Linked DNA regions of Mus musculus: region 1 is linked to region 2. A link is a loop called in an ENCODE intact Hi-C map of the cell type or tissue named here. Cell type or tissue: gastrocnemius. All regions are shown on one strand. Links, peaks and the distances in the headings refer to the core of each region. The heading gives the core; the rest is flanking DNA. Region 1 overlaps Gm36380 (a long non-coding RNA gene). Region 2 holds the start of Gm36325 (a long non-coding RNA gene).

What was found. Hi-C counts contacts between places; a loop is a spot of excess contacts. Peaks named below come from ENCODE experiments on the same cell type or tissue, not always from the same donor. Only the 100,000 strongest peaks of a DNase experiment are listed, where the experiment ranks them.
Region 1: a loop joins it to region 2, with 2.0 times the contacts of the local background. A loop is called at or near these places in 2 of 42 quality-filtered maps.

What each region holds. Positions count from the first base shown.
Region 1 is chr8:91,773,819-91,789,602 of GRCm38, forward strand. Gm36380 (a long non-coding RNA gene) reads right to left here. Exons shown (of 5, transcript XR_387907.2): 5 at 14,696-15,408. Among named protein-coding and RNA genes, the nearest start is that of Gm36380, 12 kb to the right of the region's middle. In gastrocnemius, for the core only: no CTCF peak of the experiment used is centred there; no DNase peak of the experiment used is centred there; H3K27ac peaks cover 603 bases.
Region 2 is chr8:91,708,617-91,724,400 of GRCm38, forward strand. Gm36325 (a long non-coding RNA gene) reads right to left here and starts at 6,199. Exons shown (of 3, transcript XR_387906.3): 1 at 5,766-6,199; 2 at 5,478-5,574; 3 at 2,328-4,372. RefSeq lists an enhancer at 3,821-7,909. In gastrocnemius, for the core only: no CTCF peak of the experiment used is centred there; a DNase peak (open chromatin) is centred at 5,123; H3K4me3 peaks cover 916 bases.

The DNA of each region.
Region 1 (15,784 bases), core at 4,933-12,932, 66 kb after region 2:
AAGATACCACCACAAAAAGATGAAAACCACAACCACTTGGGGGGGGGTATGGAACTGAGAGGGAACTAATTATTTCTTGAACACTGAAGCCTGCATGGGTAGGGAACAGTTTCATGGAAGTACCCAGGGTACTGCCTGGCAAGTTGAGAAACTGTTGGGATGTAAGTTGTAGGGCATAAAAACTAGTTCACTGGGGGTTGGGTTTCTTGGTAAAATCTACCCTGCTACTGTTACTCACTGGGAAAGATCAGGAGGCAGCTTAAATTTAAAACCATTTATATGTCTTCAGGCTTGAATAGCTTTACATACATTAGGTGACTTTTAGAAAATTGTTTACATTGGCTGGCTACGGTGGCATATACTTTTAATCCCAGTACCCAGGAGGCAGAGGCAGAGGCAGAGGCAGAGGCAGAGGCAGAGGCAGAGGCAGAGGCAGAGGCAGAGGCAGAGGCAGAGGCAGAGGCAGAGGCAGAGGCAGAGGCAGAGGCAGAGGCAGAGGCAGAGGCAGAGGCAGAGGCAGAGGCAGAGGCAGAGGCAGAGGCAGAGGCAGAGGCAGAGGCAGTCAGATCTCTGTTAAGTTCAGAAGCCATCATAATCTACATAGTGAGTTTCAGGCTACTAGTTGGAGCTGCATAGTGAGACCCAGTCAAAAAAATGAAAAAAAAAAAAAGAAAGAAAGAAAGAAAGAAAGAAAGAAAGAAAGGAAGGAAGGAAGGAAGAAAAAAGAGTGTGTGTGAGTGAGTGTGTGTGTGTGTGAGTGTGTGTGTGTGTGTGTGTGTGTGTGTGTGTGTGTGTGTGTGTGTGTGTGCTGGGAAATAAGGTTGCATCCTGTGGAAGCAAGTCCCCTTTACTGCTGAGTCATCTCTTCAGTTCCTTAGGTGACTAGAGTGTATCTAGAGAAGGCAGTGTGGCAATTAGAATGGAGCAGTGGGAGGCGCCTTTGGGTGCCACTTGCAGCATTGCTTTGGAGGCTGAGACGAGGAAGAAAAGTTCAGAGGGGGATGCTGGCCTCATTGAGAATACAGGAAGACTTTTAAGGAAGAATTGTGAGGCCATAGGATTTGGAGGCTGTGTGTGTCTGAGTGTGTGTGATTGTATATGTGTGAATATGTATGTGTGTGTATATATGTGTGTGCATGAGTGTGTGTAAATATGTGCATTGCATGAGCGTGTATGACTCAGAGGGTGTGAAGATGTATATGTGTGTGTACAGGAGTGTGCATGTATGTGTAAGTGTGTGCATGTGCATGAGTGTTTATGTGTATGTGTGAGAATGTGTGAATAGGTATGTGTGTGTAAATATGTGCATGTGTGTATGTGTATGTGTGAGAGTGTGTGAATATATGTATGTGTGCATTGTGTACAGGAGTGTGTATTGTGTGACTATGAGTGCGTGCAAATATGCCTGTGTATGAGCATGTATATATGTGTAAATATGTGTGTGCATGAGTGTGTGTGTATAAATATGCCTGTGCGCATGAGTGTGTGTGCAAATATACCTGTGTATGAGTATGTATATGTGTTTAAAATGTGTGTGTGTGTGTGTGTGCATGAGGGTGTGTGTGTAAATATGCCTGTGTTTGAGTATATATGTATATGTGTATATATACTCTTGAGTCCCTCAACAATCATAATTTGAAGTCTGAGTGTGATTGGTTGAGGTGGGCAGGGGCAGGTAGGACATCTTGACCGATAATCCTGCAGAGACTGTGGGGGAGGAGTCATACATCCAAAAGAAGCTCAGTAGCTGTCTCTAAAGGAAAACAGAATTTGTTAAGGCCAACAAATGTCCACTGTGCAAGCCACTGTCTTGTTCAGACCTTTCCTCCACCCTGTGTCCCAACACGGTGAGTGAAGGAGACAGAATTTTCTAGTGGAAGGGGGAGCACAAGTTCAGAGAGAAGTATCCGGTCGGTCTGGGTAACACACAGCGTCTGACTTCCTCTCACGCCGCCTGCCACCCTCACTGAACTTCACACAACTGTGTCTACTTAAGTCACCCCATCCTTGCCTGGCAGGAGAGGGACAGGACATGTCTTGTGTCCAGGCTTGAGCAGAGTGGGTCATGGCTGAGTGCAGGAGAGAACAGTGACCCAGCCAGGATGGATGAGGGCTCCCCTGAGCCTCCAGCCCAATCCTGGAGCCATCTGGGACTATTGCTGGCTAGAGGAAGGTTCTGGGTGAAGAAGGCTGGAGCTGACTCTGGGAAGAAAGGCTTTGAGTGAACAGTGCAGACTGGGCGGGTCCAGGAACACGGGAGAAAGGCAAAGCCAACCATCCTGCACTATAAAATTGTACGCATTCCTGAAACACTGGCCTTCCGAAACTGGGGGGTGAGGAACGTTCAAGTCCCTGCCAACCTCAAACAGCCCTGGGAGAAACTTCTCCTTCTCCTAGCTCTTAAGGTAGGGCTGAGACCAAGAGAGCTGGGTTCTAACTCTGAGACTGCTGTTTATCAGTGGTAGTCTTGCACAAAACCCTCTGGATCTCATTTGTGGAGTTGAACGTTTGTAATAGAAAACAGTGGGCTAAAATGATGCTCAAACCAGTGAACTCTGTAGGAAGTGCTTGTGGCAGACAACATCTTTCTGCCTGCTGAACAGCTAAGCTTCTCCTGCCTGCCAGAAACTCAGCCACTGACTACAGTTCCCAGAGATCCTCGCATAAAAGTGTGTGTTGGCATCCCAGTAAAACATTATTTGCAGACAGGGGATCAAGTTTGGCCTCTGGACTGTGGCTAGACTCTGCTATAGAAGATGTTTGTACATCTTTTCTCTAGCTTGTACCACCTGCTTGATGGCATTTGCTAATCTGTATGCACCATGGCAGGAATGTGGTTAAGTTCTGGGTTTTACTGCTAAATTCTCCCAGCCAGAGTGTGTGGAGGCAGAGTCTATCCGTGCTCTAGATTCTTCCAAATTGAGGCTGTGAACACAGAGATGGGGGGGGGGCGTCTAGGTGACAGGCAGGGTGGTGGAAGGACAGAGGCTAAGGAAATGTGTTGGAAAGGCATTACTTCAGAAGCCAAACTATGCCAACCTCACGGCGGGCAGGTGGTGCCACTCATGAACCATAGAAATTTAAGTGTCTCTGCACCCCAAAGATTCTCCTGAAGCCCTTTACACCCTCACTTCTAGAAAGCAGACAACTCCAAAACCTAAGAAACAGTAGAGGAGGCAGGGCACTCCAAACTGTCACAGCGGCCCCTTGAATAGAAATGCCTACCTTGAGCCACCTTGAGTTGTTTTGTGATCCTAACAGATGGTGGAGTAAGGCACTTCCTGGAGTTTGTTTGATTCAGCATCTAGAATCACTCAAATGAAGTGCCCAGGGTCTGTCATCTCAATTAAGCTCCTATGAGATGGGGACTTGAATCATGCCACCTGATAGGCTGTGTCTTGTCCAAGAAGCACGTTTGAATAGCCTGAACTCTAATCTGGGGAAGTCTGTTTGCCAAGCCCCACTTTTGGCAATGTCTCTGTTGATGTCATTAGCTCAGATTCTGATCCATATATGGGCTAGCCTCCTGTCAGTCTCTACAACGTAGCCTAAGAAGGAGGGGACAATTTTGAACTGGCACTTGTACCAATGAGACTAGGTGGGATTTCCCCATGGCAGGGCTCTGAAGGCCAGTGGCCAGGCAAATAGGCTGGCTTATTGCCTTGCTGGAAACCAACTTTTCCAGAGTTTAGGACCAGACAAGATCCCCGTGCCCCACACCCCAAATCCTCTCGAGGCTATGGTAAGATGTGGAGGCTTCCAGGGTGCCTTCTCTTCCTGTTCCCTGGGCATGTTTGTCTTTGCATCCCATCAAGGCCCAGTGTTCTCTGTGGCCAGTGTGTCCAAAGCTGTCAGTCTGGAACTGCTCGCTTGCTTTTAAGTGTCAGGAGATGTAAATAGTTTTAGCCTTCAGTGGCTCCTGATGGAGTATCCTTTTGAAGTAATGATAGCTATAATTTAAAGCAACAGTTACCATATTTTCCTTGCTGGCTGGCTCTCTTTGAAGCCCTAAGTATAAATCTGCTTAAAGTCCTAAAATAGCTGTATTTCTGACTCAATATTCTTCCAGGAGCCAGGACGATGCCGCCTCTAATCGGAGTCATCTGCAACTAATACGAGCTTCACAGTGGCTGCTGATGAGGTGGACGGATCGCTGCTCAGTCGTGGGCAGGAAGATGGCGGCTGAGGCGTGGTCTCCCTTTGGGGACTTTCCCTTCGCTTGGCATTCCAAAGAGACCAATCTTGAAACTGCGGCCAAATGGGCACTGGGCTGGGGCTGGGGGTTTAAGTCTTTTCCAGGCTCTTTTTAGATGTCTGAGATAGAAGATGAGGCCTCTTTACCAAACAAACTGAGAAGGCTCAAGTATGGGTGAAACCTTTGCTGTAGCCCTTGGCATTCTGGGTACTGTATTCACTTTGGGGTGAGCTTTTAAGGGACAACCAAGGCTGTGTCAGTGTGTCAGTGTGGATGGCCACCAACAGGGAGTAAAATGGGCAGCCATCGCGGCAGCACGCCAGCAGTACATATGAAGTCAGTTGTGAAGCAGGGTCTGTCTGTTCAACCTCTTGTTACCTCAGCATATTGGAGGCTGGGGCCTGAGGAAAACTGCAAGTTTGAGGCTAGCCTGGGCTACACAGATTGTTCTGGGCTAACCAGAGCTACAATAGAAAGATCCTAACTCAAATAAACAAGACCAAATAAAATTCATAGCGAAATCGGATTGTAGGGTTTTCATTTTTCACAAGTATCCACTCGCTCAGCAGTTCATATTATGTGTCCTGTGCTCCTAATGTGTGCTAGGCTATGAATACAACTGCATTTACTGAGCTATGCTAATACAATGGAAATAAGGGGGATGAAGGGACATACCAGGGCATGAAATAAACCAGAGAAGGAAGCAGGGAGTGCTCGGGTGTGGCTTTAAATAAGACTGTTACTGAGAAAGAAGATGCCATTCAAACGGCTCACTGCATGTTACCTCTGTAACCCCACCAAAACAGTGTGAGTGTGTGTGTGTGTGTGTGTGTGTGTGTGTGTGTGTTTTATGTATGGGTATATGTGCGTGTTTTATGTGTGTACACATGACAGCCACAGGTTGATGTCATATTGCATGTTTTATGTTTGTATACATGACAGCCACAGGTTGATGTCAAATGACTTTTTTTAAAAAAAACTTTTTATTGATTCTTTGTGAGTGTCACATCATGCATCCCAGTCCTGCTTATCCCCTCATCCCTCGTACCTGCCCTTTGTCCTTGTAACTTCCTCCCCCAAATAAAACACACACCACCACCACCACCACCACCACCACCACCACCACCACCAACAACAACAACAACAACAACAACAACAACAACAAAGCTTAGAAAACATCTCACTACAGAAGCTTTAGAATGTCAGTGTATCCCCCAGTACATCCCTCTGTCTGTACATCTTCACTTTGCAATGAGTCATTGCATTTTGGGGTGAGCCAATTCAGAACCCTGGATCTGGGCCTGAGTGGTAGCTGAACTGGTCAACCTGCACCACCAAGGTGAGCTCTCCAGTGCTGCCCAGGCTAAGTTACCCAAGGCCGCCATAGGCAGGTGGCAGGGTCAGCCCTCCTGCTCTCGTGCCCTCGGGGCCAGCTCACCCACACCCCCTCCTCCAGAGCCAGTTCCACTGTGCTGCCCAGTCAAGTTACAGACGCCACTCTCCCAAGTGCTGCCTCTGATCTCCAGAGAGTGGCAACCCGTTATGCACAGTCCCTGGACACCCACAGTCCCTGGAGGTTGCCCCAACCATGTTCTTTAGTGGTAATATGAGTATGGACATCAACACCAACCCCTGCTGTTGTCTAGCCTCGGACTCCATCATGGCCCTCAGCAGCAGCTTGGGCTAGCCTCAGACTCCATCATGGCCCTCAGCAGCAGCTTGGGCTGGACCTTACCATGGCCTCAGGTGGCAGGGCTAGCCTCTCACAGCTGGCTGCTCCTTTCCACCCTCGAGTCTCCAGATCCATCTCCTTCATCATGTTCAAGCTGCTCCACTTCCCTGTCTCTCCCACCTGACTACCACATGTTACCACACTGTGATGGGTCCCGCTGTAGGCTGGTCACGTGGCTGGTGGGCCCCTGGGTGACATCCTCCATCTGTGCTGTGTGGTGGCACACAGGTGTTATGTCCTGCCTGTGTTGTGCACTGGAGGTCGTGTCGAAGGGTGGCTTAGTGGTCCACATGTCTCTGTGTGTCTTCCCCTTCCCATGCTGCGCTGCCTGGATTTGATTTGATTTTTATGAGTCCTAGGAAAAAGCCCGCTTTGGCCACCAAGCCAGGATGAACAAAGGACTGCCATCTTCTCTGCCCCTGACTATTATAAGAATAAAACCCCAACAAGGTGTCTCTTTGCCATTTGCCAGGGGGAATTAAATGACTGTTTTCAGTCCCTCTCCACCTTTTAAAAATTTACTTGCTAATTTTTATTTTGCATGTGTGGTATGTATTTCTGTGCATGGGTATGTGCACCACCTATGTGCAGGTTTGACTTGGGGGTCAGAAGATGGTGTCAGATCCCCTGGAACCAGAATTGCAGGTACTTGTGAACTATCTGGTGTGGGTACTAGGAAGCAAACATGGTTCTCTGCAGGAGAACTAATCTCTCTTATCCACGGAGCCGCCTCTCGAGCCCACACCTATGTTTAAGACAAGCTCTCTCGCTGAACCTGCAGTTCACGAATCAGACAGCTTCCTGCATGGGTGCTGGGGAGCCAGTCTTAGGTTCTCATGTGAGTGTGTGGCAGGCCGTCTCAGCTCCTGCATTGCCATTTTTTTTTGCATAAACTTTTGGAAACAGTCTTAATATGTGCATATTTAGGCATTATAAACAAAAACCCTGGCAGGAGACATTTATATTTACAGCATTTACCTTTGAGGGACAGAGCTTCTCTTCATGTGTTCCAGTTCTTTCTGAGACAGAGGTCGTCTACATCTGGGGAAAATGTTAACTGGATTTGGTAGTTTCTCAATGTCGCCTGACTCATCAGTTTCACTCCTGGATAGATGCCACAAAGAATGGAAAGTAATGTGCAAAGCCAAACTTGCACCCTCGGAGGTGTATGACATGCACTATGCTCACACTCCACTGGACAGAGGCAGGTGGATAGCCAGCACTGGTTAGAGTGAGTTATTTGTCAATTTGAGCAGAGAGACCCAGTAGCTAAAAAAAATAAATAAATAAAGTGGTAGACTGCTTTCCTGGTAAGTGTGAGGCTCTGGGTTTAATCCTAAGGATTGGAACAAAGCAACTTACATACAAATGTGCACAGTAGCACTATTTACAACAGCCAGGATGTAAAAGCAATCCAAGCATCCTTCACTGGATAGAAGGACTTATCCATACAATGCTAAGGGAAGGAAGTCAGATCAGATAATCACACAATTTATTATTTCATTTATATAAAAGCCAGGAGAGGCAAATTTGTACAGACATAAAGCAAGCCAGAGTTTATCTGAGGCTGAGGGGAGAGGGGGAAGGGGAGTCGGTTTAATGGGAGTAGTGTTTCCTTTTGGAAAAATATTTGAGGCTGTGGGTAGGGGAAGTGCTTGGGCAGCATGGTGCACACATAGACATTACTAGTTCTTATACTTCGTAATGGTCAAAGCCAGTACGCTTAGAAGTATTCCCCATGATAAAGGCATGACAGCTTGGGATGTAAACAGAAAGGCTAAGAGGCCATAGATGCTTGGTATCTCTGCCAGGTGGCCAAAGTGTCAGCAGCTGGGAGAGCTGTCAAGGCTGAGCCCATGGTCACAGGCAGGTCACAGGTCATAGCAACGAGTGACCACAGGTCTAGCCAGACAGAGAAAGCAGGCGGAGGGACCAGGGATGAGGTTGGCCATGTGGGTCTGAGCCATGGATATGGTTGCTTCTAGGCCGAGGTCACAGACAGATGTTACAAGATGTCAGACTGATGGCTCAGGAATTTGTGTCTAATGCATAATGGGAGTTGGCTGGGTAAATGGGATGGCTACAGATCTCATTGAGGCATCATCATCTCCTGCCTGCAGATCAACCTGGATGGAGCTAGCTGAGCAAAGGCATGGTCTCCTAACCTCATGTGTCCCAGTCTGGCTGAGTAGAAGTACCTGTGTATTTCAGGATGGTGAAAGTCAAGGTGTCCTTCCACTTGGAAAGCAAGGAAAGAAACTTGGGTCGTTTTTGGTCACTGGGGACGGCTAGGCAAGCCCTCTCCTGCCTCCTTGTGTCCCCTTCCCCTAGAACTCTGGGCCTTGCACCTGCATGCCACGCCAGGCCTGGATCTCCATGTCCATGCTTTCAGGCCAAAATGCAGTAGGATGAAGCTCATGTCGCCTGAGGGTCCCAGTCAGGGGTCCTCGATATATATAATGAAAGGACTGCTCCAAAGATCTGGTGGCCCCACACACAGAAGAGGGCAGACACTTACTCGTCAGTTCTCGGTTCTCTGGGACTCCTTGTTGGCTTGTCCTGCAGTTTAATGCTTCCCTAATAGCTTCTGTGTCTGTGACCCACACCCTGGCCACACCTGACTCCTCGCTGTCCTGGATTGGCCCCTGCCCTTCCTCCAGGCTTTGTACCGCCTGTTCTTTCATTCTGGCATGCCTTCCACCACAGTGCTGCCTCCGAAACTCAAGCTGACCTTCTCACCCCATCTCAAATGCCACCACATCCCTCAGGATCCCCTACCCCCACCCCGTCCCAATCACTCCCAGGATGCTCTCACCCCTGTGCCTGCCCAGCACCCTCTTACAGACCCGAGACACCGCCAAGGTTTTACCTTGCGGTCTTTTCCCACACAGGCTGTGGTTTAGCCTGGGCTTCCCCTTAGCTCCTCTGTAAATTGCTAATAATAACTTACCTGGAAAGCATGCTGCTTCTGGGGTTGGAAGAGAAGAGCATCCCTGCTCTTTGCAAGCAGGACCAGGAGTGAGGTGAGGCTCCCGCAGAAGGTATGTGTGCACACACGAGCAGGTGAGAAGGCAGATCATGGCTGGTGGAGCCAGGGAATGTTGTCATACTTAATACAGGGGTGGGCCTGGTACTGATCCTACATGGAGGTGGAGCCAGGGAATGGGGTCAAGAGCCACAGAAGGGCACAGTGCTCAGCAGCAGGCACCATGATGTCCAGGCCCCCCAGTCCTCCTGAATCTGTGACCTAGGATGTTACTCCACCTCTCTGAGCCTCAGTTTCCAATCTTCGAAGTGGACCTACTTTGACGAAAGTGCACCTGGCTCTGAGCAGGCCAGCAGCCAGCAGCATGCATTTGATTGAGTAACACACCAGGTGGCAGGTAGGAAGGGTGGCGAGAACCAGGCAGGGAGGTGGGTGGGGGCAACAGGCCAGCTTAGTCACAGTGGGAAGGAGCAGAGGCGGGGAGACAGAACAGATACCATCTAATGAACTTGCCAATCGATTTGAAGTAGGGGCCAAGGCAGTGTGGAGAAGAGGGAAGGCTATTGATGAAGAGAGATGTAAAGAGAATGTCCCAGGGCCTGGGAGGACACTGGAAGTGGCTCAGAAGAACTGTGCTCTGTGATGGCATTTGGTTGGGCGTGCTGAGTTGGATAGACCGTGGGAATGGAGGCTGAAATCTTAGAAACAGGGAGGGGTGGCTTCTGTGAGAGGTAATTGATGTCAGCTTCCCAGTCACCTTAAATCGGCTCCTGATTGGTACGAGGTCTTAGAACTCATTATGAAAATGTAATATCACAGAGGAGCCTCTGTTGCCTTTCCTGTGTGTGTGTCTCTCTCTCTCTTCCAAGGAAGGGCGGTGTTTCCAGAAATATATTCCGCATCTGGGCATTCTAGGAAGAGTTTATAGTAAGTGAGGTTGGGAGGTGTTCAGTTGAATACAATCACCATGTTCCTGTAATGTTGGACTGGTCAGGACCTCAGAGGAGCTGCTGTGTTTTGTGGGTAGAGGAACCTGGTGGGAAGGATTTCTTAGATTTATCCACCTGCAGAGCTGTTCGCTTACTCATTTGTCAAGAGCTAAGTTATCTGAACCTGGGGTGGGGGTAGAGGAGGCCTCCAGGTCAGTAGTGTAAGCAGGCTTACCAAGTTGAGTGTGTGTTAATGGGGCACATGAGCGCCCATAGGACTCATAGCTCTCTCAAGTTCCCTGATGGTGCCAATGAGCCAGGCACAGACCACACACTCACCCAAACTGGCTTTTCTACCTCCCTGGACACCATCTCTCAGCTTTCCCTAATGTTGCATGGGATGACAGTTTTTCCCCCACCAAGGTGAGCACAGGTATGACAGTGTGTCTCTTAAGTAAATCAATTTATTCTCTAGGTAATGTAGAATATACAATTTGTTTGCCACATGGTGACATGTGGCTTCTTTTTTTCCTGTGCCTACTGAGGGGTCTGTGTTTCCCTCCTAGAAGCTTATAAAAGATGCTATGCACAGAACCTGAGTTCAGGTCACAGACCCAGTTAGTGACAAGAGAGGAGCGGCCCACACTGGTTCTGTACTGTGGAAATGTGCCTCAGATTGGCCCAAAGTGCCCTGGGCAAAGAGGTGAGGCTTTGCTCACTCTTATAAAGGAAAGACTTCCTGGTTGTGTGGTCACAGTGTGATGAGCTATTGATGCCTGGTGACCTGGTCAACACTGCCCGAGCCTCAGCCAGCACCAAGTCCCACTCTTCCTCCTTAAACACTCCCTAAGGACAGTAGTGTGGCCAGCTGAAAGACTTTCTCCCAACCTCTCTTGTAAGTGAAGTTGCTAGGGAGGTTTCAGATGTCTTCTTAAACTAGAAACCATGGAGAAAGGTAATTTCTGTCCTTCCTTCTCCCTAGAGCATATATGTGGTGTTAGGAGTACCAGTAGCCGTTGTCATGAGGTATGTATGGGAATTATTTATTAATACTGGAAGAACAGGATAACTGAACTAAATTGGGTCTCTCATGACCATGGAGTTCTTGGTGCTTTTTGGTGTGAAATACCATAAAACAATTTTCTAATTCTTTCTAAGTTGCATGGGTCCAATCCTTCCTAGCATATTATGCTCTGGTGTGTGGCATCCCAACATGGTGAAACTACATCAGTCACAGGTGAGAACTCTAGAAGGTTCTCTATAGTCTGAGGCAGGAGGATGGTGAATTTGAGACCACCCTGACCCACATAGCAAGATCCTGTTTAAAAAATAAATAAATAAAGGACAAGAATAAAACTAAAAAAAAATTATTTTACGGCACATAAGATATGTCAGAAGGCTAAGGGCTCAATCAAGAGAGCTATGGCTGAGAGCAGGCCTGTTCACCTCTTACTACTGCAGAGGGCACCTCACTCCAGAGCCAGGCCCTTGTAGAGTCTTGGGGCTGCAGGTGTTATGTCTGGTATTACAGAGCTCAAAATTCATGAAGGGACAAAGAACATTTGAGGACAATTCAAAGTAACTAGCGCACTTAGGGAGGAAATGCCTGGGTTATGCGGAACTTTGGTTAATTCAGCCAATAACTACCAAACTGCTTTTCAGCAGCAGGCTTCACCTTACACTCCCACCAACACTGGGGGGGCTGAGATTGTTCCAGAGCTTTGTCAACACAACACTTGCTGTTTTCTATCTTTCCCCCCCCCCCCATCGTCCTGATTTTGGTGCAAGCTAGAGTTATCTGGAAAGGAGAACCTCAATTTAGATGGCATGCAGGGACATCTGTGGTAGCATACTCTCAGTTAATTATTGGTATGGAAGGGCCCACCCATTGGGGGCAAGGGCTATCCCTGGGCAGGTTGTCTTGGGCAGTATAAGAGAGCAGGCTGAGCAAGCCATGGAGATCAGCCAGTAAGCAACATTATTCCACGGCCTCTGCTTCAGGTATTGCCTTCAGGTTCCTACTTTGTTTTCAATGGCTGTGACTCAGGATACTAAACCAAGTAGACCCTTCCTTCCCCAAGTTGCTTGTGGTCATAATCTTTTTAAGTGATTTGTTATTTATTTGTATTTTGTATGCATTGACTGGTGTTGTGTCTGCATGTCTGTCTGTCGAGGGTGTCGAATTCTCTGGAACTGGAGTTACAGACAGTTACATACAGCTATGATATAGGTGCTGGGAGTTGAACCCAGGTCCTCTGGAAGAGTAGCTAATTCATGCTCTTAACCACTGAGCCATCTCTCCAGCCCTTGTGGACATGACCTTTATCTCAGCACTTGAAAGTCAAACTAAGACACCAGCCTAGTGCGGTGGGATTTCGTGGTTTTGGACTGCATGCCTCTGATGGATAACAATGCTATCTACCTTTCTGTATGACAATTGTCCGTTTACATATCATTTTTGGAGAAATGTCTGCTAAGAGTATTTTCCTGATTTTAAATAGGATTGATTGTTTTACTGTTCACTTACAGTGTCTTTATATATTGTAGACATGGCCCCTAGATATATCATTTGCAGGCATTTCATCGTATACAAGTCTTTATGTTTTGAACTATTTCTCTCATTCTTTTGATGTCTTAAAGAAGACTTTGCTTGACTCAAATTTAAAAAGAGTTTTCTCTATGGATTTTTGAAGTGTTAGTTCTTCTACTTAAGTTTAGGATGTTTAGTTGGTTGTGTGAATGGTGTGAAGGGGTCCAACTTAATTCTCATAAATGTGGACATCGCTGCCTGTTTTTAAAATGAAGTCTCATTAGCCGGGCGGTGGTGGTGCACGCCTTTAATCCCAGCACTAGGGAGGCAGAGGCAGGTGGATTTCTGAGTTTGAGGCCAGCCTGATCTACAGAGTGAGTTCCAGGACAGCCAGGGCTACACAGAGAAACCCCCCCCCCCCAAAAAAAGAAGAAGTCTCATTCCACTTGGTTAATTGTGCTGTTCTGAGACTCCAAGTGTCACCTTTTTTGTTCTGGTTCTTCCCTGGATCCTTCTGGCCATTCCTGTCTCATAAACTGAGCTGACAATACCTGGTGTCACAGGTCGCAGCATCCTGCTGGCTGAAATACTGCAGAAGTCTGACTTATGAAGTACTCAAAACAACATCCCCACCCCCTGCACATGATCCTCATGTCAGTTCCGAGATGTCTCATGGCCTGTCGTAAAACAGGCTAATGTCTCTATTGTTGGAGCAAGGAGAGATGCCAGCTTTGAGTAACTGTCACACGGGTGAGGACCCATGAAGGAGGACATGAGAATAGTCTGCCATGGTGTCTCCACAGGTTCCGATCACTGATGTACCTCGTGGGGAACAGAGAGAGCCAGGGATTTGGAGAAAGAAGAGGCTGGAGTAGACCCTCCCTCAGCTTCTCTCTAGGTACAACAAGTTTGACCACTGTCTATGGTTTCTCAGGACACAAGGGTCTTTCTTGGGAAGGTTGGTCAGCCATGACAGCTTCTTTAAAAGCCTATAGTTTGCAGGCCAGCCTGGCTTGGTTCCTAACACTCCTCGCCCTACAATGGTTGCCCAGCAGGTCACTGACAGGCAGGCCCTCTGCCCATCTGCCAGAACTGGCTTTGCTGCCGCCTGCCCAGCCCCCCCCCCAACCCCCATGCTCTGCTCAGCTCCTGGCTCCTGCCGTCTCTTCCTTCCACATTTCTGGATAATTCTAATTCTGGCAGTGGCCCTCTACGTGCTGTGACCAAGTGGTAGTGCCTGTGGCCTTTTCCCAAGTCCTATTTCCAGCTGGGCCATACCACTCTGCTCTTCTATTCTAGTCCAGGACATGAAAGGTCAGGGGCCCTGCTGGGAAGATAGACCCCGTGTGGCTACCTCCTGGCCTGACTGCGCCATGGACAAAAGGAAACAGGAACATCTTAGGAGAGTGGGAACATAGGATAAGACACCCCAGGCCCAGTCCTCCCAGCTGACCTCATAAATGGCTCCAACTGTGCCTGTGTGTTTGAGTGAGAGTCAGCAGCGGGTGAGGGTATATTTGGAGTTCTCAGGTGTGGCAGGGAGGAGGCAGGAGACAACCCAAAATAGAGTGGCTGATGGCACTGGATTGGACTTCTGCGCTGACCACAGATACAGAAACGTGGTGACCAGTCCCTGTCATATGACAAACCTGGACACAGGGTAACTTACCATATTACTCTGTTGGATAATGGTGTTTTGAACTGCTGTGACATTTTATAGCTATTAAATCTGTCCATGCAATTATATTGATGATGACCCTGTTAGTTATTGTTCTACTGCTGTGAAGAGACAGTGTAATAAAGACAACTTTTACAAATCAAAGTTATCTAACAGGGGGACTTGCTTACAGTTTTAAAGGCTTGGTCCCTAATCGCTATGGCAAGAAGCAGACAGTCATGGCACTGTGGTGGTAGATGAGAGAAGAATAGCATGATCTGCAGGCAGCAGGTTGAGAGAGAGAGAGGCTGGGCCTGGCATGGGCTTTTGAAATTTCCAAGCTCACTCCAAGTTGCAAACTTCCTCCAACAAAGCCATATCTCCTAGTCCTTCCCAAACAGTTCCACTAACTTTGGACCAAGCATTCAAACATGAACCTATAGGGACCAGTCTCATTCAAACCACAATGATTATATTTGTTTAATGGGTTTGTGTGTATGAGACTGATTCTTACACTATAGCTCAGTCTGGTCTTAAAATCAAGATCCTCTGCCTTAGATTCCCAAATGCAGGGATTAGAGGGGTGTGCCCCACACCTGGCCTTATTTTTTATTTTTTCAAAAATATTTGCAAGTGGTCTTCTTAAATATTGTAAAGATGGCTTCAGGAAAAGTCTGACTTTATTTCTTAGTTACCAAGCAGAAATGCATTTGGTAAATATCAAACCCCAAGACGAGGGCAGGCCAGTACCCAGCTCCAGCAAGCATTTTCCAGTTCAGGTTCAAATGAGAGGGGAAGAGAGATGGAGGGATGACAGAGAGAAGAGAAATGGCTGTCACTAAAGTTCTGGTGACCTTGAGCTCCCCAGGAGTCCTCATTCAACCAGCCTTTGTCACTCTGCTGGGTGTTAGAGCTCTTCCCCCACCCAAGGCTGCTCAGCTAGAATAGCTAGAAAAGTTGTTGCACAGCCTGTGTCCAGCCCCATATGATCCAAAGGGGACCTTAACATCTGAAGTGTGGGAAGGTCTCTGAGGCTAGCTGGCTCTGGTCTCAGCCAGTGCTTTGTCACCAACCATACCAGACTGGCATTTGGTGAAAGAATTGAGCACTCTTCTCCCTTTTGATGGTGTTGGAGATGGAACCAGGATGCTGTGCCTGCCACACAGCCAGCCCAAGATCAAGCTCCCTTCTCTTTCTGCCCAGGCCTTGTTCCTCATCCCTCCACCCCACTCTAGCCCAGCAGACATCCTTGATGGAGTCCATCATGAGCCTCAAAGGAGAGTCTCTTCCTCCTACACACCCTGACCATTGTAATTGTATCAGCAGTAAGAGCATGACCCACGCTGAGCTCACTGGAACACTTCCTTGCGATTTGACGGCTGAGATGAACAAGAGAAACAGTTTCACTTGACTATCTGGCACTTAGAGAAATCTGTGAGCTGCTATAACTTTATGCCCCTGGGCTTGAGGTGACTCTGCAGTAATCTTTGAAGCAGATTATCACTTGATCACGATTCCGGTGTTTTCTGGTGAAAAGTTCCTCACTCTGTCCACTGACATTATTCAATCATGTTGGTGTTATGCTAAGCACTTGACACGTTATTGTCCCAACAAACACTCTCCAGTGTTTGGATCTCAAACGTTCACCAAGGGGCCATGTTAAAGGTTGATTGATCAGAGAATTGAGTCATGGGTCTTTAAAAGGTGGAGTTTAGTAAGAGGTGGCCAGGCCATAAGGGGGTGTCCTTGAGAGTG
Region 2 (15,784 bases), core at 4,437-12,436:
TCCACTCTTGCTTGACAGATCGCACATGCTAGAGAGATTCCAAACAGGGATGCAGCCATCCTTGGACAAACTAGCCTGCTTAGTTTTTGCTTATCGGAACAAAATGGCTCCAAATTTGCATAATTAAAATTCGAATGTCTTTTCAGATCATAACAATGGGTAATTAACATTGTTATTTGTCAGCTGGGAACTATGTAAGGAGGAGGCTATCAGAGCCAGCCGTTTCATTTTGGGCTGCGGCTCATGGACAATCAGGGCTAATTGAATCACCCCCAATTCAATGGAAATGAATGAAAAGACTATCAGCAGTGCCAGCCAGGCTCACAGGCACACCAGGAAAGGCTGCTTGCTCCAGCAACCCTGCTCAGGATCAGAACCCCGGCCCAGCCTTGAGGACGGCAGCCTGACAGTCTAATTTAGAAGCGTTGCTTAAAATCTTAATCAGAGCGTTGAAATTAACAGAGGCGAGTTTCAATACCATGTTTGTTGTTTATGGTTATCATTTTTAATAAACATTAAAATGTTTTTCACAGGTGTGGAAAAAGGCACGGCCAGCCCTGAGACAGACTCTCTTAGCTTTTTCAGGAGAAGAAAAATGTCATTGTGCGGAATGAAGACGTAACATAGTCATCAGAGCCCGCCTTCCTTTTATTTTGTGCTTCCCTGAAAGCTATCTGCTCTCCTAAGCCCAAGTCCATCTTCTCCGCACAAGTGATATCTTGATTGACACGTCTCCAAATAAGCTTGTGAATAGCTTTCCGTATTAACCTCGGAATAATTCAGATGTCAAATTACAGCTCGCAGACTCTCTGACTCCTCTCGAGCCCCAGAATGAATTTTTTAAATATTTGGGAGAAAAATATTAAATTTTGTTCAGGTGGGGTCAAAGTTCATATCATTTGGTAATAAAGAGCCACAGAGGGTGTTTGCCCAGGGTGAGCTGCATTGATTTTATTTTGTGCAACAGCTGCAGATCTGGGTGACCCTCAGTGGACTTGTTTGGCAGTCACTTGTGCTGTGGGCAGCTTTAGGCATTTTTGCAGGTTGCTTCCATTTCTTTCAGATAGAAAGAGAAACAAACAACAACAACAAATGAAATAAATGAATAAACAAAGGAAGAAAGAAAGAGAGAAAGAAAAGAAAGGAAGGAAGGAAGGAAGAAAAAAGAAAGAAAGAGAAAAGGGGGGGCGAGTTTTGTTGCCACCCAAGTGCAGGACTCTTGGCTGATGTCATCTCTAAATCTCTAAATATGCAGCTTTAATTGCGATTCTCTGCAGAAGGAGAGCGCCTGCTTCCATACTTGTTTTCATTACCATTGCAAGGCAGCAAGGCACGTCAGCCTGGATTCCTGTCTTGCAGACGCTGCAGAAGCATCCTTGCAGGCAAGAAAGCAAAGCCATGCTCGCTGGAGTGATAATGACCACTTGGCGGGGTATTTGTTGGATGGTCTGTAATGTGTGGCTGAGAAAACTCATTATTACTGGCTGTTTGTGGAGCTGTAAATATTTAACCAGGAATGCTACCTGCTTTGTGGAAAGGCTTGCTAATTATACCTGCTTCTCTCTATAATTACACATTGTTGTAAAATTCTATGATAACGACACAACTGTGTCTTTCTCGTATGGGGTAAATTTATACCAACGACGGCCCCTGAATTTCCATAAGCAATTAGCCTGCACATTTATATTCCCGTGTTTTGCTGTGATTTTATTGAAAGGAAAGATAATGAATTAAATCCAATTATAGCAAGAAGACATCTAGTAAGTTGATGCATATTTTCATAAACAAAGCAAGGAGGAAAGGTACGCCACTGCTCACTGCAGTAGACGTGGTCTGGATAATTCAGAAGCGTCCGTGTGATGGCAAGGACCCTGGAAAGCAGCCCCTGATGGAGACTGGGGTTCTCAGGACAGGAGGCATCTACCAGCTGCATATTTCCAGTGTAATGAACCTGGAGAGTTGCCTGTGGCTCGTAGCCTGATGACAGGTAGAACGTCTTTATAAGAAGATAAGTTTCCACAGAGACCCTGGCAAGCCCACGGCAATCGCCCATCATTCCCAGGATCTGCTGAGGAGGTTTGAGGGAGGACCCGGGACTCTGGGAAGAGGAGGACAAACATCCTGGGTTTACTGCTATTGAAGACAAATATTCTTCCTCTTTGGGAGCGCGGGTCCTCTAGGGGGTATTTGCAGCGTTTCTCCGGGCTGCATCTGCTCCACCCCAACGTTCTTTCATTCATCTCCTTTAACCGGGTGGCTGTTTATTCAAAAGACACAGAGCCAAAACACTTTTGAGAATCCAAACAAAAACCAGGCAAAGTGAGAGATTTCCACCAACTGCACCTTTATTGTCTTCTCTGCCTCTTCAAAAATCTCTCTTCTCCAGCCCCTTCCCCCTCTGTATAAATGCAAACATCTCCAAATGTCAAGGGCAGGGAAGTGACCCTTCGGCAGCACAGGGGATGATCAGGCCCTGGTTTCCTTGTCATTTCAGACACACGTGGAATTCTCAGGTTACGGGCTTTTCTGGAACCTGGTGATGAGTCTGCTTATGAGTTCCATGATCATGAATATCTCTTCTAACACTTCAATAAACAGGAGAATGGCAGTCTTACTGCGTCAAAGAATAAGAGGAGCCAGCCTGGCCTAAGCTGGCCAGTGAACGCCAGGCTGCCTGAGGTCTGGGGACTGATAGGTTATCCTTCCTGGCTCTGCCAAGGGACTGCATTCACTTCGATTTCCTCTCAAGAGCCAGGCTGGAGTGTGGCTGTCTAAGAGTCTGCTGTCGATACAGTAAAAATGCTAACCTGCTCCATCTAATCCATTCTGAGCGGGAGAGCTCTTTACATAAATGCCCTGCTCCATCTCTTCATTTTCAAAATAGGCAATCAAATAAGATTGAACCATACGGGCTGCTGTACAGTGCATTTGTGTGTGTGTGTGTGTGTGTGTGTGTGTGTGTGTGTGTGTGTATGTGTGTGTGTGTGTTTAAAAAACACAGTGATTAATTTTGAGACACAGTGTTTTGTGTTGTCTTGGACTATTTTCTTCCTTGCCATTTTTTAAGAGCTCTGAAAATCAATGATATGCTTCGCCACCATCCATCTTTATATAGTAATAAATTAAGTGGGAGGTATTGATATTTTTGACTGAGCTTTTAAAATTTACATACTAATGACAACTATAGGCTGGCGACTCCTGATTCCTGCTGCGATGGGCTGTTCCTGGGCTGTTCTTGTCTCTGAGATTCCCAGGTAGCTCAGACCCCAGATCAGTGGGAACGGAATCTCTGCCCGATGGCTTGTCCCTCACTGCCTTCCACTTGTTAATCCTTCAGAGCTGGATGACAGAAGAGGGGAGGGGCCAGATACTGCACAGCAGAAGGCTGCCTGTGGGGGTGGTGGTCATCAGATAGTAGAGAGGGGGCCAAGATTTAATATTGGTGTAGACTGGGTACGGAGCACTTTCCTCTGGCCTCCTTTCTGACAGCTTCAGGGATTTAGGAAGTCACAAAAAAATATCCCATGCCCTTTCTGTTCCTTAGAGGAAAATGAACCCAAATTCTCATATTGAGGAGCCTTGCTGAAGCTGAACTTCCAGTGATTTTTTTGAGTCTGGGCAGTATAGACAACTTCTGACTGTCCTCTCACTTCCCTCCAGAAAGGGTAGATGCCTTAACAGTCTTAAGCAGAGATGGAGGTCGAGGCCGCTGGGGGGACTGACTCTCTGAGCCTCATTCTTCAGACAGCCTTGAATGCTGCTGCTGCTGCTACTGCCACTGCCCAGGAGAAAATAAAAATGCCACGGAATTGGTGCAAAGACCTCAACTTCCATGACACAATTATTCTGGGGACTTGGAACAGTCTTGACGTGCAAAGCAGTTTATTTGCAGAGATTAATTTGTCGGTAATATTGATTGTTGGGGGCCTGTTTCATTCTGTTTAAGATTCCACCAGGCACAGACAGCAGCTCCTGTATGGTCTGTCCCTCTAGAATTTCCAGGATGTGGCAGAGGCAATCAGAAGCAGCCAGAAAGTTCTGTCAAACCAGATACAGACCAGGCCAGTCCCAAGGGGGGGGGGGGGGCGGGGGGAAGGGGGGTTGTTTACATTTTGCCAAAGCAGCATTATGTTGTTCACATGGGGAGTCAGTCCCTCTGCTGCCTTGCAAGGCCTTTCCAAAGTGGGTCACCCCGTGATTGGGTACCCGGCACCTAGCGAGATGAGTGGAATATTCCTTCGCTCATCCCTTAAGTCATTTTCTCGGATCATCGCAATATTAAGACTGCCGAAGGCTTGCGCCTCAGGTGGCCCGGTGCATGAAGCCTGCTTCGTTCCACGCCACTGTCCAGGAAGTCCCTCAGCAAGAGTGTCTGGAAAGAAAGGAAAGAACTGCAGAGAGGTGTGGAGGAGAGCCACTTTCATCAGCCTGGCTTTCAGGACGGTTGGGAGCCCGGAGCGCGATCGTGTTACACTCCCCTCAAACGCGCCTTGTTCGCCTCTTCCCACCTCCCCCCTTCCTTCTTTTCTTTTGAGTGTTTTTTTTTAAATGAAAGAGTTTTTTTTTTTCCCTTCCAAATTGCGCTGCGAGGCAAATTCTTGAACGGTGTAATAGAAAATGTTAGACAATATTCCTTACCGGAGCGATTGACATTTTGGATAGTTCTGACACTTTGATTTTTCTCAAAACATATGGATCAAGCCTGGTTGCCTTATTGGACAGGAAGTCCTGTTGAAAGCTCCTCCCTTATCTTCCTTTGTGTTTTGCCCGCTCTGTTTGCTCGTGGCTTTCTCTCTGAATATAATCGTGGTTTTCTTAAGCTGTCCAGGGAGTCGCTATTGCCTTACTAAATATTTCATGGAACAGAGCTCACGGTACCTGCCAGCCATCTCGTATTTGTTGTCAAAAATAAAGGGTTCATCCTTGGGGGGGGGTGGCGAGAAAGAGAAGGTTTATTCTGTTGTTTTTATTTTAAAGTTTCTCACATGCAGCAAATGCACAAAGCCCCTGGAAGCCTAGGAGGGGCGTCTTTCATTTGTTGGGGACAAGGATGGCCACATATTTATTTATTTACGTATTTATTTACAGCTTATTCAGCTGTGGAAGGCTCCTGCCTCAGATTCTCAGTTTCCTTGCGGTTCCCTTTCCTATTTGTTCAGAAGGGAAAAGTTCAAAGCGCCTCTGTCAGCCGAGGGAAAAGCTTGCTGCATACTAACCCTCCAGCCCCCGCCTGCGATGACCTTGAGAGAGGAGCACTAAACGGCCCCCCTTGCAAACCTGCATGTGTGTTTTGTTAGACCAGGTCGGCAGGGGTCAGGGCTCACCTGAGGCCAGCAGCCGGCCTGCCTGCCTGAGCAGCGGGGTAATGCATTTTTAAAAGGGACATTCTCGCCTTTGAATGGGCTTAATATGGTCTCTGTTTAAAAACCTGTCAGAATCCCAAGCACACACTCCATAAAATATAAATAAGTACTTACTGTTTGCAGATGTTGCTTGTTTTTCATAATGTTTGTGTTTGAAGTCTGGAGTCCTCACTTCCTGTCAGGCTCCCTCTGCCTCACTCCTCCTGGTTTTCTGAAGGAACAAGGGGGCTTCAGATGGCAATTTCCCAATGAAGACACTTTCTGTTAGATCTGTCAGTGTCCCCGGCTCAATTAGCATTTCTTTTTCCTCTCTCTCTCTCTCTCTCTCTCTCTCTCTCTCTCTCTCTCTCTCTCTCTCTCTCTCTCTCTCTCTCTCCCTCCCTTCCTCTCCTCTACACTTACATTAACTGGAAGGAATTAAGGAAGGGGCTGAGGGGACCGGCTGCCATCTTGGTGCTCTTTCCTGTAGCTGGGGTCTCATACTCCCTTGCTTCCTGCCTCCTCCCGCTGCCCCCCCCCAAGTTCTCAGTGGTAGTGCAGGCGTCTGGTTGATTTCTTCCTTCATTTCGCCACAGAGCCAGCCCATCTCTGACCCATGATGCCAGCTCTTCCTCACGCTCTTCCTCATGTCTCCAACTCTCTCCCATCAGCTCCAAAGAGAGCTGGTGATGGCGCAGGAGGCTCTGGCTTAATCTCTTTTCCAAGTCATTTTCCACATTCTTGGTGGCTGCCAGATGCCCTCACGAGCCTGGTGAATGATGGCGCATCTTCCCCCTGCCCGCTTTTTAACATGACCAAGTCTCTAGGTGGTGTATGCCGAGGCAGTTATACAAGTCATTGTTGGTTCTGCAGGTTTTCCTTTGATTGGCCTGGACATTTTACTATCGCACCCTCTTGAGCAACCAGCTCACTTTCGTACTCTCTTGAGCAACTCCCTCACATCCCTGTGTGCCTGCCAAGGCCCCGAGAATATGTGTCTGTTTAATGTGCTTCTTTTTACTGTAACTGATTAGCTATAAAAGGTCAACACAACCTGTTTCCCAGCTCTTCCTACACTTTGCCTGGCAAGTGTCTGTTCCACAGAGTGCAAGGCATTGGGGGAGGCTGAGGCAAGAGGATTGTGAGTTCAAGGCCAGCCCGGAGAAGTATGGTGAGACCATGTCTCACACAATCAGCAAAATAAAACACAGAAGTGTTTATGCGAACAGGCTCGTGGGAGGCAAGTGCACCCGATTCTCCTGCTTGAGATGCCCGAGGTCACCAATAAACTCCAGAGCGTAGAGCCCGCTGACCCTATCCCCAGGGAAGAGGAAATATCAGACTCCCCTTTAGCCACGTCAACAGAAGCTCTGTAACAAGCATTGCTTTGCTCTCAGTTTGCTTTATTATCCGTCATTTGAAAGGAGGGAGAAAAAAAACAGAAAGAAAGAAAGAAAGAAAGAAAGAAAGAAAGAAAGAAAGAAAGAAAGAAAGAAAGAAAGAGGAAGAGAGAAAGAAAGAGAGAAAGAAAGATCGATCCACCCACGCCCTGCCTGGTTTCTAGGCAGTTCATGGGTGTGTGTATGTGGGGGAGGGGGGGTTGGGGGCAGGATCTGATCTAGACGCATGCTCAGGACAGCATATCCTGATGAATCAGATTGGGGTGGGGTGGGGTGGGGGGGAGTCGCTTTATCTGCAAAGCCTAGGAACCAGGAATCAAGATGGAGTTCCCTCAGCCCCAAAGCCTTACCAATTGATACAATTTGAAAATGGGCAGCTGGAGAGGCTGGGGCGAGCTGACATAATGACTTCTATAATAGCAGAACATTTAAGGTTATAGAAATAAAGAGAAGAGGGTGAAATCAGGCCCGTTGATCTCTGCCTGCAGGCTCTCCCTGCTCACTGGAAGCTCCGGCAATTATTTCTGCTCTGGCTTTCCCCTCCTCTCCAGAGCAGTCTGTTTGAAATGAAGCAGAACCAGGCATGGCAGCCTTATCAGTGTTGTTAGCTGACAGGGCGCCCAACACACCTGCTTTTACTTGCTGCTCTTTCAGGGGCCCTAATGCCACAGAGAATGTTGCTTGGGCCCTTGTAATGTGTAAAGATTCATTTATTTCACCTTTTGAACCTGCCTGGCCCCCTGGGTCTGTGCTGTGAATGGGGCGGGATTGGCAAAGGCTCCCCCCACACACACTTAGAAGAAGCTGGTAATTAGGGGTCTGGCCCTGAGGTGGTTGCCATGATAGAGGTTTAAAAGAGGGGTGGGGGCTCAGTCAAGGAGGCACTAGGAAGAAGGGACTGGGGGAGGGGGATGGTGACCTGTGGCTGTGGCCTCCCTGGCTCCAATGTGTCCAGAGAGATCCAGGTACCCTGACTCTCAAAGCATTCCCCAGCATCACACCCTGCACCTGCCCCTTGTTTTCAGTCTGATGGAGATGGCAGAGAAGGTTTTAAGGAGTCCTTTTGGCTTTAGTCTTCTGGCTGTGGGTGCATCCGCAGGCAAAGCTAAGACTCCCCAGTGACCATCCCGTGAACTTTATTTCACAGGGCTGTATTTACCGTTACAATTACTTCCCAGTGTAATGGGGTCTGGGAGGGATAGTAAACCTAGCCATCAATGACTCTGATAAAATATGAAGATCTGCAGGCGTTCTGACGTTTAATTAAACTCGATTAGTTTCTGTGTTGTGTTTTTTCTTCTCCTAGTTCAGTGCCAGTAAATACATCTTGTTTTAGACCTCAAACATTTCAATAAGCATTTAAGAAGGAAGGGCTAGCTCTCCAATACCTGGTCTGTCCTGCCGGTGCCCAGTGCTTTCTTTCCCTCCTCTTGTGTGCCTTCCCGTGGATTTCAGTTGGACGTGTTCCCTTCTGGAAGTCCTAAGATCTTAGATTCCTAGGAGTAAACAAACAAACAGCAAAACCAAAATAACAACAACAAAAACCCTTCAAATATCCCAAAACTCTTTGGGAGTTTTGACTCTGGATCCTTCCATTTCATCTCTCCAGATCAGCTCTGTGGCAGTGAGTGAGGGTGCCGTGCCCTCAGTTTCTGCCTGGACATCCCTTTATTCTTGATTTTCCTTCTTTCAAAGAGGAAGGTGCGTGCAGCGGCTAGTGTTTGTGCCTAGTTACCCTTTCTCTCCTGCTGCAAAGAGAGTTCTGGTCTCCCTGGGAGGACACACCTTCCGCTTGTCTCCAGGAGTGGGCTACCACCCCATCACTCTGGCTAAGGTCATTGGTACTGGGACATCTGTAAATGTTTGGGGGTCGTGGAAGGATGCTTTCTTTTTAGGTAGTCATTTCTTGCTTTTAGAGCTTCCAGGAGCATCATACGGGAAGACCATGCCTGGAAATCAAAGTGGCACAGAGCGAACAGAGTCCAGCTGTTGAGAAGAAGAGGAGCTAAGACTTACCATCATCAGAGCCCCTGATCCAGCCATGCCTGAAGCCATTAAGAGATAGATCTCTAACATATTCAGTGATGTGAGCTGGTGTCTTCCTTCATTGCTTATCACACGCTAACAAAAGAACCCTCATAGGTTCACCGTCTGACTCCTTCAAGGAGCAAGTCCTTCTCAAGAGACTCCAGTTCACTCCTTTAAAAACAAGTAAGATCAGAGATTGGGCTGGACGGGTGTGGGCATGGGGAGAGGAAAGACACTAATGTCCCAGAGAGCTTGCCAGGCATGCTTCCTGACCCCACAGCTTTACTGTCCCATTTTGCATACAGAAAAACTAGGCTCAGAGCTGTCTCATTAATGAGCACAGAGCTTGGTTTCAGGCCAGTGTCATTTCCAAGTGTGTGCAGCTCACACGCTGAACAGAGGTCTGTCAGTCAAGCACATCCCTAAGGAGAGCACACGGGCTTGGAAACTCAGCTCCCTGCACACCTTCCTGTGCTGTTGCTTTTCATCTTCTAGAATGTTCTTATGTTCTGTGACCTGTACGGAGCTCTGACTATTTGAGTCCCGAGAAAACTTTTACAGTAGTTAGAATCTTACCAAAATGCAAATTTCTGTTAATATTTAAGTGATCAGATGGTCTGGAATGTGTATTTGACAGGAGTTTAGACAGGATGGGGGATGGAGGCAGGGAGAAAAAACAAACAAACAAACAAACAAACAAACAAACAAACAAAAACAGTGCCCTTGCCACAGCGGAGTCCATTGCTCAGAGATGGCTCTATGCAACAGTAGAGTCCATTGCTCGGAGATAGTCCCATGCCATAGATGTGGAATCCATTGCTCAGAGGTGGGTTTCCTCTGGTTTTAATTTTCTGTTTGACTACATTCTGTCCCTATAGACCCACTTCCTTTCCTCACCCCTAGTCTCTCTGTGTGCCACTAAGTTGGCTACAGGCCTACCTATTGGCTTTGGCTTCCTGTATAATGTGCTGTTTTCCAGAAGGACTTGGGGCCCAGGGCAGATCTCCCTGCTGTGCTGCGATTGGTTCTTCACTATGGGGAACTCTGGGAGACTCTTGAAATTTTAGAGTCTGTGGCAGAAAAGGACTTGAACCCACGAACACTGCCTGACCCCCATGTCTTCCCCAGCTAACAATTTCATTCACCTAGCATCTTTTGTGTATGCATGGCTTTCCAGTGGCACTGGATTTTGATTCTTTGTTTGGTTTGTTTTGTTTGTTTTTGAGACAGGGTTTCTCTGTGTAAGCCCTGGCTGTCCTGGAACTCACTCTGTAGACCAGGCTGGCCTCGAACTCAGAAATCCACCTGCCTCTGCCTCCCAAGTGCTGGGATTAAAGGTGTACGCCACCACACCCAGCTTGGATTTTGATTCTTGATGGCAAAACATTCTTGGGTTGGTGGTAAGATTTACTTATCTATTTTCATAGCACTGGGGAACAAACTCTCACCTCACATCTACAAGGCAAACACTACTTCTAAGATGTGACAGCAGGAAGTGCCAGTGGGACAAGTTGGTATCTACCTGAAACCCTTCCCTGGCAAAAATTTCATCTTTGCAATGACGTTTGCTTAGGTCAAAGGTCATAGCTTCAGCAGATTCTCCGGATTGGAAACAGCTTGGCCTGCAGTCCTAAAAAGTCAACTTCGCTTTATAGCATCTGTATCTGGGTCCATCAAGAAGGCCTGTAAGTCAGAGCCTCAACCTTGTGAAAGAGTCAGGGCCAGGTAACGAGTGCCGTTCATTTTATCTTACGATTTTTGCATTTGGATTTTGCAAAACTGAGGGGACTGTCTTATATGTTCTGCTTGTATTTATTGGGGGGGGGATCGTGAAAGATGAAATTTCATAAATTAAGGGGGAAGATCACCAAGACACTTGAACAGACTGAGAAGTAAGAAAGCCAAGCTTTCTTTGGCCATTGGGTGATTGATTGGCAGACTGATGTGTGCCTGGGTGTGTGTGCATGCAAATGTGTACTACCGAAAACACCTGGAGGTCACAGGAGAACTTGAGGAGGTGGTCTCATTCCATGTAGGTCCCAGGGATTGAACCTGGGTCATCAGGTTTGCCAGCAGATGCCCTTACTCATCAAGCCATTGCATCAGCCCAGAAAGTTGAGCTTTTTATTGATATTTGGTTATCCCGATGCTTGCTCTACACTTGTGACCAGTGAAGGAAGTGCTGTCCAAGCAAGTAGCTTCTTCATTTGCTAGTGGGATGTCTGTAGAGGTTTACTGTTGGAGCTGAAACACTTAGTGTGGCTTGGCAGAGTGTGACTCGGGAGAAAACGGAATGATGACATTTCATCTCAGCCTAGAAATTATCCCTGGATCTGTTAACAAACCTGAAGTAACACAACCTTGGAACTTTCACAAGGTCAGTGGTGGACAAGAGACAGAGGCCCCTGAGGGAAGAGCCACTGAATGCTGACCTGAGACAGCACCGTAAGGACACCTCAGCGTCACTTCAAGCCCTTCTCTGATGCTTTCTTGGAATGTTACGAGTTTCTAAATGTATTTTTAGATCTTATTATAGAAGGCATAATTTTACACAGAAGCAAAACAAGTGGGGAGAATTCCTAATCTCATTTACTAAGAAGAAAGTGAATTCTTAATTTGTTCTTGTCTTGCTTCCTGAGTTTGTCCACATCTATTCACAGTTATGTTATAGTGTGAAAACAAGGCCGCATGTGACATTTACGATCCTCCTTTCATATTCCGTCCCACACCCCACTGACATCACTTGATGGCTCCGCGGTATTCTGTCTTACAGAAACACTGCCACTAAGCAGATTCTTGGTTACTGGACACAACCATTCCTAGTTCCAAGATAAATACTTGCAGCTAGTTGATCAGTCAAGTTCAAGTTGTCCTATATCCAAGTATGTCCTTGGAGAGAGAAAAAAAAATCCTCATAAGCCTTGCTTTTGAATTAATGTGCATGCAACCTATTTGGATATCTGTTACGATTTTGGATGTTTAAATTTATATTTTACCTCAAATTTGAGGAAACTTGACCATTATTCTTCTAGATTGTATCTCTGTTTCTTCCTTCCCACCTCCCCCCACCCTCCTGTCTCTTTCTAGAATTCCCATGATGCATAGTTTGCTTGATGGTATCTGTAAGCACACCAGGCTCTGTTTACTTTTTTTTTTCATTTTTCTCACATATCTGGTGACTTAAGGTGCTTTCGTTTCAGTATTGTTATTTATTCTGCCCGCCTGAGTCAGCTGCTGCAGAATTCTTCCAGCGAATGCTTTGATTCCATTACTTTTTGACTAATTTTTGTTCATTAAAAAAAAATAATGGGTGGGAGGGATAGATCAGTGGTTAAGAGTGCTGGCTGCTCTTCCAGAGGACCCAGATTCATTTCCAGTACCCACATGGTGGCTCACAACCATCTGTAACTCTAGTTCCAGGGGATCCAACACCCACTCTGGCTTCCATGGACACCAGACAGGCAATTGGTACACATACATGTCCCCAAACACCACCCATACACATAATAGTAAAATAATTTTTTATAATAGTAAAATAATTTTTAAAAATTTCCACGTTGTTTAAAAATAATTTGCATCTCTTTGTTAACATTTAAATGTGTCTGCATCTTATTTTTCCTAATTTGCTTTACCCCTTGTCTGTATTTTCCTCTAGTATTTGGAGCATACTATTTAAGACCTGCTTTAAAGTCTTCACTTAGTAAGTCTGATGTCTGTCGCTTCAGAGTCAGAGTCTAAAGGTTAATTTTGTTCTAGTGAATGGGCCACGTTTCCCTGTTTGTTGGTGTGTCTCTGACAGCTGGGCATTTGAAATCTCACGGCTTCTCGAATTGACAGACAGGATGGTCAGCGATCCTGCATATGAGTCGTACCTGAATTTTAACTAGTTCCCATACAGGTAGCTGCTTTTAAGGGTTTTAAGTTTCCCAGCAGTAATCTCTGTTTCTTCTTGAGACCTTAGCTGGTCAAGCATGCTCTGTTCAATCAGTAATGTCTGTCTTTGAGATCTTTCACTCTCTCTCTCTCTTTCTCTCTCTCTCTCTCTCTCTCTCTCTCTCTCTCTCTTTCTCTCTCCCTTTCTCTCCATACACCCATAAGAAACCCAAGTTCCAGCTAAATGTCATTGCCACACACAATCCTCCCTCTGAGAGCCCTGACTCCCATGCCCTGTCCTGGTAGCTTTATTTCCTTGCAGCACCAAGTCTCTCTTCAAGAAAGTATGGATCCAGTTGCTCAGATCATCTGTGTCTCACTGCCACTGATGCTCTTGAAGGCGCTTGGTGAGGCTACAACATTGAGACTCTGGCCAGAGCCATCCCTGGCAACTAAATGAAGAAGGTGGCCTCATAGCATCCTTGAAGGGATGGAGGTGGGGCTCAGCATCTTCTGCACACAGGCCTTGGGATCTTCAAGAGGAAATGTTTTGGGAAAAACAACAACAACAAAAACAAAACAACTCTCAGTCCGGGAAGACACAGTGCTCATAAGACAACACAAAAGGGATGTTGCTAGTATATCCTCCATACCTGGGATTGTCCAAAGTGTCTGACACTTGTAATCTCACCATATCCTCCTCCAGCTCAGCGGGGCTGAGGCTCGGGAGATGGCTCAGTGGTTAAGAGCACTTGTGGCTCATGCAGAGGACTCTGATTCGATTCCTTAGTGGCCTCGTAGCAGTTTACAGCATCTGTAAGTCCAGTCCCAGAGGATCTGATAACTTCATGTACAGGCATGCACACGGTATACATACATGCATACATTTATACATCCATACATACACACAAACCACTCATACACATGAATTAATAAAATCTTTGGAAAAAGAAACTCCTGGGGGAAGGAACAGATACTTGATCATCCAGTTTATAGCAGAGGGCTGACAATCTCAGAGAGGTTTGGGAAACTCTCAAAAGGCACACAGCTAGTTTTAATGATAGGGCAGCTAGGAAGGTAAGTGCTGCAGTGGGGGACTTTTAGGGCACTGAGTTTAGATCATAGGGATAGAGAGGTCTGCATGATACAGCAGAGGATGTGGTCCAGATTCTCCTAAGCCTTCAGTGTAGAATAGGCTGTGTGCTGCTCTGGCAACTGAGCACATCTATGAATACGGACAAGATGAACCTCAGAGATGCTGGAAGGACATCTGTGGCTTAGGCAAAGAGATGGAGGACAGAGAGCTGAGGAGGCATCACAGGTAGTCCATGATGTCTTCCATTTACAGTATTAGTTACTGAGGTATCAACCTTCAGTTGACCTCCAATGACCCCCACCTCCTCACGTTCATACCCTTGAAGAGTCTCCTCTCATATCAAACAGCTCACCAGCTGGGTTTGGAGACATAGCTTCAAGTGTATGTAACACTCATGAGGACTGGGCTATTTGAGTTCTGGCACGGCAAAAGAAAAAGAAAAGGTTTTGATGGAATGCGTCTGTGGGACTTCTGAGGTCCTGTGGCTTCCAGCTCATTTCTTGTTGGATCACTTGGTCTAGAGAAGCCAGCCACCATGCTATGCTGTGAGGCCACTCAAGTTCCCTCTGGGGAGGTCCCTGTGGTGAGGGACTGATGTCTCTTACCAATAGTCATATGAACATGTCACCTTGGCAATGGAGCCTCTGACTTCAGCTAAGCGGTCACAGGACTATAACCCTGGCTGACCTCGTGTCTGTTACCTCAAGAGAAATCCCAGGACCAATACCACGCTATTTTTGTGCAATCACATTCCTAACCTAAAGAACCCATGAAAGCATAAATATTGATTCTGGGACTTAAAGTTTACCCCAAGATAATTTGACACGTATGCAACAGGTAACTAATTCAACAGCCAAAACAACAGTTTTCCAGAATGGAGACAAGTGAGTGAGTGGCTTAGTGCCCTTCATCACACGGGAGAAAAGATGCCGGCTACTGGTGTGTGTTTTGCTTGAGGGCTGTCCCGGGTTGCTCATCTCTTGGGGGCAGCAGTTTCTCAGCCATGTGGCTGTACTTTGTGGGGTAAGGACTCTCAGGAGCTGTATACAGGTGGCAAGAATGTTACAACATCCAGATGGCCATGCAGCAGTGTGGTGGCTTCAGTAGGAATGACCCTCATAGGCTCACAGATTGTGACACTTGGTCACCAGGGAGTGGCACTATTAGGAGGTGTGGCCTTGTTGGAGAAGGTGTGACCTTGTTGAAGGACATGTGTTACTGGTAAGGTGGACTTTCAGGTTGAGGAAGCCCACGCCAGGCTCAATGAGTCCCTCTCTTCCTGCCCGTCTACAAATCCAGATGTAGAACTCTTGGCTTCTTCTCCATCACCATGTCTGCCTGCACGTTGCCACGCTTCCCACCATGACAATAATGGACTAATCCTCTGAACTGCTAATCTAGTCCCAATTAAATATTTTCCTTTATAAGAGTTGCTGTGGTCACAGTGTCTCTTTACAGCAATAGAACACTGACTAAATCAGGCAGCCAGGAAGTCTTTCTAAAACTACAGACCCATCCTTCCTGTCTCCCGGGCACCCCTCTACCAGGCTGGCGTCTCTCACTGCTCTTCCAGCTCCTTGGCACTAGTTCACAACCTCACTGTCTCCAGAGTCTCAGCTCTTGCTTTGCTGTCCACATCTTTAAGCGGACCCTGAGGGTGGATGATGCGGATGTTTCTATGTATCTTTCTCTTGTAAATAAAGATGTGATTGGTACATTTAGAAAACTATTGTCTGCTATCTCTTTGGGGTAAGCCCCTGACTATGCTTTCTTAACCTCCTGAATCCGGGGAGATACCTTTTGTGGCAAGAGGCTCCAGAGTTGTCAAAGGAGCAGAAGCTGGTAAATAGATAGCTTGTTTGTTAGGGGTCAGCCAGGCCTGAGGCAGGGGAGTTGGGGGAATGGAAGGACGGCTTTCTGCAGCCCCTTCCCTTTTTCTGTTTTTAAATGAACAAAGATTGGACAGACCCTAGCCATACTAGATCAGCAAGCTTGTGCGTGTGCGTGTGTGTGCGTGCGTGTGCGTGCATGCATGTTTATGTGCA